2 separate regions of the Homo sapiens genome follow, and region 1 is linked to region 2. Evidence: read pairs that join two places in POLR2A ChIA-PET (ENCODE). Cell type or tissue: OCI-LY7. All regions are shown on one strand. Region 1 overlaps DOCK9 (dedicator of cytokinesis 9). Region 2 overlaps SLC15A1 (solute carrier family 15 member 1).

What was found. Peaks named below come from ENCODE experiments on the same cell type or tissue, not always from the same donor. Only the 100,000 strongest peaks of a DNase experiment are listed, where the experiment ranks them.
Region 1: POLR2A ChIA-PET joins it to region 2 with 6 read pairs; 2 of 35 experiments call an interaction of 5 or more read pairs at or near these places.

Annotation. Positions count from the first base shown.
Region 1 is chr13:98,955,139-98,959,138 of GRCh38, reverse strand. DOCK9 (dedicator of cytokinesis 9) reads left to right here. Exons shown (of 53, transcript NM_001366683.2): 2 at 3,588-3,704. Among named protein-coding and RNA genes, the nearest start is that of DOCK9, 21 kb to the left of the region's middle. In OCI-LY7, no CTCF peak of the experiment used is centred here; no DNase peak of the experiment used is centred here.
Region 2 is chr13:98,700,912-98,704,911 of GRCh38, reverse strand. SLC15A1 (solute carrier family 15 member 1) reads left to right here. Exons shown (of 23, transcript NM_005073.4): 17 at 477-623; 18 at 2,383-2,432. Among named protein-coding and RNA genes, the nearest start is that of SLC15A1, 50 kb to the left of the region's middle. In OCI-LY7, no CTCF peak of the experiment used is centred here; a DNase peak (open chromatin) is centred at 2,051; H3K27ac peaks cover 1,159 bases.

The sequences.
Region 1 (4,000 bases), 250 kb before region 2:
CAGTCCTGCTGGGTACTTGGTGGGACACTTGTAGCAATTAGCTTAACTTGAGATCCTCAGTTTCCAGCCTCAGTTGTTGAGTGGTAATTGTGACAGTAAAAACACCTTGAAAGTTACACTTTGTCACACAAAAGGAAGACAGTAGCCACAACATTGCATCCTTTCATTAGATACCTCCAAGATACACCTTGGGGGGAAACAGAAATTCATCTAATTAAAGTATTATTTGGTGCCCTAAATACATGAAACTGACCCATGAATATTTTTATTATCAAACATTTTAAGCAACCCAAGTTTAATCAGATAGATGCAAAAAAATCATTAAATATGTTAAGAGTTGTAAACATATCTGTATCTTATATGTCCAGAGACAGGAAACACATCAATAATTGAACATGGAAAATTAATATAAAGAATTACTAAATTGGTGAAAGGGGATTAACTCTATTAGGGGGTAAAGATAACTCTAAAGCAGGCTGTGCCCTTGGGCAAAATCTGGCTGCTGCCTGTTTTTATAAATAAAGTTTTATTGTAACACTGCCATGCCCATGTGTTTACTTATTGTCTGTGGCTGCTTTTGTGCCGCAATGGCAGAGTTTACCAGTTGTGACAGAAACTGTAAGGCTGGCAAAGTCCTTTACAGAAAGAGTTGTCGACTCCTGCTCTAAGAATACAAGAATAGTAAGTTCGGGAACAGAGATCCCCAAGGAAGGAACAAACTGGGAAGAGCCTCTCACCCCCACCCAAGGCAGAGATTCAGGCCTAGCTGGAGAGTGTGGTTGTGGCCCAGCAATGGTGGCTGGTGGCCAAGTTTGCTGAGGTGCCGTGGGCTGGAGCTGGTGGGCAGGGAGCCACCCACTGGGGGGAAGCTGCTGAAGGGGTGGCAGCAGGGCTTTTTAGATGGCTGCCCGCAGGGATGCCAGTGCAGCTTCCTGGAGGGTGTGCCCTTTGTCTCTCCCAGAAAGCCTCCTGGCTGCCCTGCTGTAGGAACAAAGCCCAAAAAATCCCCAAACCTAATAACATTGGCACCTGGGAACAGCCCATTCTCAGCAGTGTCCCTCCAACCCCCTGTCCAGGGCTCACAATGCACCTCTGCCTTCTGGCAGTCTGAAGAATCATGGGCCTTACCTGGGGAGAGTGGAGCCAAGGGGGCTGCACCCAGCTGAGGATTCAGCCCTGCCCAGCCTGTGCCTGTGCCTGTGCCTGTGCAGGCAGCTGGGGCTGTCATGAAAGAGTCTCCCTGGCCTGTGGTTATGGGGCAGCCACCACATAAGCCAGGGAGAACATGGAGTCTGCCCCAGTCTGCAGTATTGGTCCATCTGACCTCTTTGTAATGGAATTTTAGAAAGCTGTGTGCATATTTGGGTTTTATTAGGAATATGGTTACGGTTCCTAGGGAAAATGTTATTAATCACGACATCCATTCATTTTGCCAGCAAGCATTTATTGACTGGTTACTCTATGCAGTATGACAAACAAATAAAAGAGTAAATCTTTTTTTTTTTAATTAAAATATTTTGAAAAAAATTTTCTGGGCAATTCTTATTTAAAAATAATTTGTATAAAGTTTTTTTTTTTTCCTTTTTTGAATGTAAATACAGTTTACTGTTACCAACACTTTATAGCTTTAATTTTTTTGATTTTGCATATTTTTAGTCTCTGTCCACATAGCACATATTTTACTTAATTATAATAATTGTGTACTTGTTTGGTCATTGCTTTTTTTCTTAGCATGTCAAAACATCTTTGTAGAGTGTTGTTAAATCAAGTAATTGGAGTTAAATATGAGCATGTATATGTGCAATAGGCAAAGCAAGTTGACTGCTACTTCAGGCAACTCCAGAATCTCAGCAGCTGAACACAGTAGGTGTTTCAGTTCTTGCTCCTGGGGCATTTCAGTGCCTGTTTAAGCAGGCGGTCTTCTACAAGGGGATTCAGGACCCAGACTCTTTCCATCTTAGGCTCCATCCTTTCCTCAGGCCACCCAGTTCTGCGTTGGATCCTGTGTGCGTGGCTGCAGAGGGAAGGAGGAGGGGCCACGTGGAAGGCTTTTGTGGGCCAGATGAGGCAGTGGCCACATCTTTTCCACTCGAATAAAATTGGTTAGAAGACAGTCACATGGGTGCACCAAAACACAAGGAGGCTGGGAAATGTGGTCCACCTGTATTGGAAAGGAGACAGGTTTTGGAAACAAATAGCAAGCCTCAGTCACAATTGCCAATTTGGATGCCACATACGAAATATCCTTAATATACTTCTTATATAAAAATTGTCATTTTAATATATAAAGCATTTATTGAGATTGTATATATCAGATGATTATAGTTTCAAAAATAATCTTCTAGTAACTATTGATATAATGGACTTACTTTTTTTTTAATTTTTGTTTTTTGAGATGGAGTCTTGCTCTGTCACCCAGGCTGGAGTGCAATGGTGTGATCTCAGCTCACTGCAACCTCCGCCTCCCCAGTTCAAGTAATTCTCGTGCCTCGGCCTCCCGAGTAGCTGGGATTACAAGCGTATGCCACCACGCCTGGCTAATTTTTATACTTTTTGTAGTGACAGGGTTTCATCGTGTTGGCCAGGCTGGTCTCTAACTCCTAACCTCAGGTGACCCACCCATCTCGGCCCTCAAAGTGCTGAGATTACGGGTGTGAGCCACCACGCCTGCCCTGGACTTAGTTACTTCTGATAACATCTTCTATATGCCTATTTTAGCATTTGGCATACTGTAGTATAGTTAGTTGAATATGTATTTTTATCCCTAACCTAGCCCAGTCAATGCCTCGCATGTGGAAAGCGAGCCATAAACAAGGTGGCAGTGACTGGCGATAGATAAAGGGATTTTAACCAAGAGAGCTAACTTTGGAAATAGCTAGAAAAGCCATATTCTCTTCTTCCCTACTTACTCGTTACCTCTTTTTCCTGCTCAGTGCATGCTAGGGATGGACGTCCCCATCCCCTCGGATTCACCCATGAGCCCTGGTTTAAGTAGTACCTGCCCCCCTGGCTGTGACCCAGCCTCTTGGCTGGTTTGGGCTCAGCTCATTATCTTTCTACCTTTAGGTATTACATATTAAGTATAGATATCTGGGGATAGGCAGGGATATTTTGAGACTCAGAGAAGGGCGTCTTGGAGCCCCTTGTCTGAAATAATGAGTCCTGTGGATACATTTAGGCCCTGGGCCAAGGAGGGATGGTATCGTGGCTGGAGCCGTTCTGGGCATCTGGCCTCAACTGCCAGGCCATGGCTGGACACCTAACCAGGGCAACTCTGGCACACCCTAAAGCTTGGAAGGGGACATAGCTAGTCAGGGATGACCCGAGAAATGACTGGAAGCTCCACCAGAATGCAGAGCTTCCTTTGTGCTTAAATAACTGAACAAGCATCACTCTGTGTAGCAGGACACCACCCAGCATTTTTTGTCCCTTTGGAAACAACTCTTATTTCTGTTTCTTTGTGATACCAAAACTAGCATACTCTAATTGTAGAAAATACAAAACATAGAGTAGAACATACTAAGTTCTTTATCTTAAGAAATGGCATTTGTGTATGAGAATGTCTTGCTTATCTTTTCGCCCTCCAGGCAAAGCCAAAGCTAATTGAGCCACTCGACTATGAAAATGTCATCGTCCAGAAGAAGACTCAGATCCTGAACGACTGTTTACGGGAGATGCTGCTCTTCCCTTACGATGACTTTCAGGTAAGTAACGTTATGTTTCTATCCGTAGAACCACGTGTTTGATCTTAACAAGCAGTATTTTTCTATGTATTGATTTATTGTTTGGTTAGTTAATTATTATTATTATTATTTTTTTTGAGACACAGTCTTGCTCTGTCACGCAGGCTTGAGTGCAGTGGTGCCATCTTGGCTCAACGGCAACCTCCGCCTCCTGGGTTCAAGCATTTCTCCTGCCTCAGCCTCTCAAGTAACTGGGATTACAGGCGTGTGCCACCATGCCTGGCTAATTTTTGTCTTTGTATTAGAGACAGGGTTTT
Region 2 (4,000 bases):
CCCAGAGATGTTGAGATTTAGCCAGTCTCGTTCCTGTTTAGCCATGGTTGAGCACCACAACCTTAGACCTTGTGAAACTAATAATCTTGAAGGTAAAAACAAAAAGCCCGATTCCTAATGCTTGGAGCAGCCCAGTATTGATTTTTACCAGGGCTGTTGCTTTTGCTCTGGTGCTGTTCTTTGCCTAACAGTAGAAATTATTCTCATAGTATTTATTTTTGATAAAAGCAAAATAAAAGTAAGATGCTTGGTGAAAAGTATGGTTCCTGTGGTGGTACCAAAAACCTCATGACGGTGTCTGTAAGGGTGGGTGGGAAGCTGAGGCAAATAAAGGCCAACTCCCCACAGGCATTTTTTTGGTATCTATGAACATGAACCTGGAAATGCAGAATATCAGATAACTGCTCTTCCAGCGTTCAGTTGCATAGTGCCGAGACTCTGTGATATTAACTATGCCTCTTTCCCTCCCTCTATAGACAAATGCATTTATGACTTTTGATGTAAACAAACTGACAAGGATAAACATTTCTTCTCCTGGATCACCAGTCACTGCTGTAACTGACGACTTCAAGCAGGGCCAACGCCACACGCTTCTAGTGTGGGCCCCCAATCACTACCAGGTGGTAAGTGTGTGAAGACCTACAGCTGACTCTTTGCTATTTGTGATACTGGAGGCCAAAATTTTTATGGTGTGACTTTGTTTTACTCCCATATAGTGTTATATTAGATCATCCTCAATTTCTTCCTTCTTCTGGAACACAAGACTTCAAGAACACCTGTCAGACTTCCAATAAAAGTATGACTGGTGGATAGTAAAAGTTAATATTAATTGAAATTTCTAAAAAGACAACTTCTGGACATTGTATGGGGTCTGTGCACAGATGTGCATGCGTGTGTGTACAGAAGTCACACAGAGTACATATGTGAATTCTCAGGGACTTTTTCAGATAATTTAAAATATATAATTAATTGCACTGAATTTAAAAATTTGCACTAAATAGTCAGAAAATTAGAGCAGTCTCTGAAAAAGTATAATAAGCCTACCAGGTAAAAGCAATAAAATACTATGCATACAAAATATTTGATGAGAAAATACAGAGATCTAAATATGTCATTCGCACATAAAAAGCTGTGAAACCTAGCCTGGACAACGCAGTGAGACCCCTGTCTCTACAAAAATTTTAAAAATTAGCTGAGTGTGGTGGTGCATGCCTGTCGTCCCAGCTACTTGGGTGGCTGGGGTGCGAGGATTGCTTGAGCCCAGGAGGTAGAGGCTGCAGTGAGCCATGTTCATGCCAATGTGCTCCAGCCTGGGTGACAGAACAAGACCCTGTCTCAAAAAAAAAAAAAAAAAAAAAAAAAAAAAAAAAAAGCAGCAGCAGCAGCTACAAAGGTATAGTTGAGCTAAATGAAAGAGTTGTAGAGTTGTGGGCATTCTGTAAAGTGCATTTCAGTGAGCTTCTACGGAACTGCAATATGGAATTAAGACTCTTGGTCATTTGCTTAATTAGGGAGCTGCTGAGTGGCTTGTTCTAAAGTTTTGGACAGTAGTGTTCTGTGGAAGCACCGGCAACCAATGATCAAAAATTGTAGAGGCTCATGTTAGCTTTAAAGAAAATCAAGGCTGAAGAAATGGAGCCCTTCTTCTTTCTTCTTCCTTCCTTCCTTTTCTCTCTTCTCTTTTCTTCTCTTTTCTCCTTCCTTTCCTTCCTTCCCTCCCTCCCTCCCTCCCTTCCTTCCTTCCTTCTGTCCGTCCATCCATTCTTTCATTCTTTCTCTTTCTTCCTTTCACTTTCAACAGGATCTCACTATGCTGCCTGGCTGGTCTCAAACTCTTGGCCCCAAGAGATCCTTCCAAAGCTCTGGGATTTCAGGCATGAACCACCATGCCTGGCCCAGAAACCCTCTTTTTCTTTTCTTTTTTTTTTTTTTTTTTTTTTTTTTGAGACAGGATCTCCCCCTGTTGCACCATCTGGAGTGCAGTGGCATGGTCACAGCTCACTGCAGCCTCGACCTCCCAGACCCAAGAATAATTTTCAACAAATGATTCTCCCTCCCACGTCAGCTTCCTGAGCAGCTACAACTACAAGTGTGCATCACCACACCTGGCTAATTTCTAAGAGAGACAAGGTCTCACTGTGTCTCACAGGCTGGTCTCAAACTCCTAAGCTCAAGTGATCCTCCTGCCTTAGCCTCCCAAAGTGCTGGGATTACAGGTGTGAGCTACTGTGCCCGGCCTCCAGAGCCCTTCTAATGTAACCATGTCCTTAGGTCCTAGGATAAGTGTCAATACCACCTTCTCAAAGACTGAAATATTCATCTGAACTCATTCTAATGAATATTATTTTGAAAATATTTTTACATTACTGTTTTCTCTCTCAGGTAAAGGATGGTCTTAACCAGAAGCCAGAAAAAGGGGAAAATGGAATCAGGTATGTATATTTCTTTAAAATTTAAGTTTTATCAGATTCTTATGAAAGTAATGCATACCCATAGTAAAGTCCAAATGTAACAAGGATATAAAATGAGATTATAGGGTTTGTCCCAGCAATGTAAGGCTGGCTGAATATTCCCCAAAAAAATCAATCCATATAACCCATCATCTTAGTAAACTCAAGAGGAAATTGTACGTCATCTTATCAATTGATTAAAAAAAGCATTTGATAAAATTCAGCATCCATTCATGACAAAAACTCTCAACAAACTGGGAATAGAAGGGAACTTCCTTACCCTGAAAAAGGACATCTACAAAAGCTTGAGCTGATATTATGCTTCATGGCGAAAGTCTAAAAGCTCTCCACTAAGATCAGGAACAAGGTAAGATTTTTCCACTCTCCGCACTTCTATTAAACATCCTCTGGTTGCAAGAGCAAAGACACAAGAAAAAGAAGTAAAAGCATCTAGATTAGAAAGGAAGAAATAAAAATATTTCCAATTGGCCGGGTGTGGTGGCTCACACCTGTAATCCCAGCACTTTGGGAGACTGAGGCAGGTGGATCTCTTGAGCCCAGGAGTTCAAGACCAGCCTGGACAACATGGTGAAACCCTGTATCTAATAAAAATTTTTAAAAAAAATAGCCAGATGTGGTGGCACATGCCTGTAATCCCAGCTACTCGGGAGGCTGAGGCAGGAGAATTGCTTGAACCTGGTAGACGGGGGTTGCAGTGAGCTGAGATCGTGCTGCTGCACTCCAGCCTAGCCCACAGAGCAAGACTCTGTCTCAAAAAAAAAAAAAAAAAAAAATTAGCTGAGTATGGTGGTGTGTGCCTGTAATCCCAGCCACTCAGGGGGCTGAGGTGGGAGGATCACCTGAGCTTGGGGAGGTTGAGGCTGCAGTGAGCCATGATCCTGCCACTGAACTCCAGCCTGGGTGACAGAATGAGACCTTGTCTCAAAATAAATCAATATATATATATAAATAAATAAATTTCTACTTTATAGATGACAATTGTTTATATAGAAAGTCCCCAGGACTGTACCAAAAGAAGCTCACAGAATCAATAAGTGAATTTAGAAAAGTCACAGGACACAGGACAAAAACAAAATCCATCACTGTTCAATGTACTAGCAATGAAGAGTTGGAATCTGAAATTTTACAACTATTTCATGTATACTATCTCCCCCCACAGAATATGAAATACTTAGATATAAATCTAACAAAATGTGCAGGATTTGAGTGGTGAAAACTACAAAATTGCTTATGAAAGAAATCAGTGAAAAGCTAACTAAATGGAGAGACAGCTGTATTCATTGATCAGAAGATTTAATATAGTAAAGATGTCATTTTTCCCCAAGCTGACCTGTAGGTTTATTGCCATTCCTATCAAAATCGTAGCATTATTTTTATTTGCTTTTATAAAAAAGCTGCTTCTAAAATGTATATGGAAAGGCAAAGGAACTAGAATAGCTCAAATAATTTTGAAAAAGAATTAAGTTGGAAGAGTCTTACTACCACTAGTTTTCAAACTTACTATAAAGTTACAGCAATCAAGACAAAAT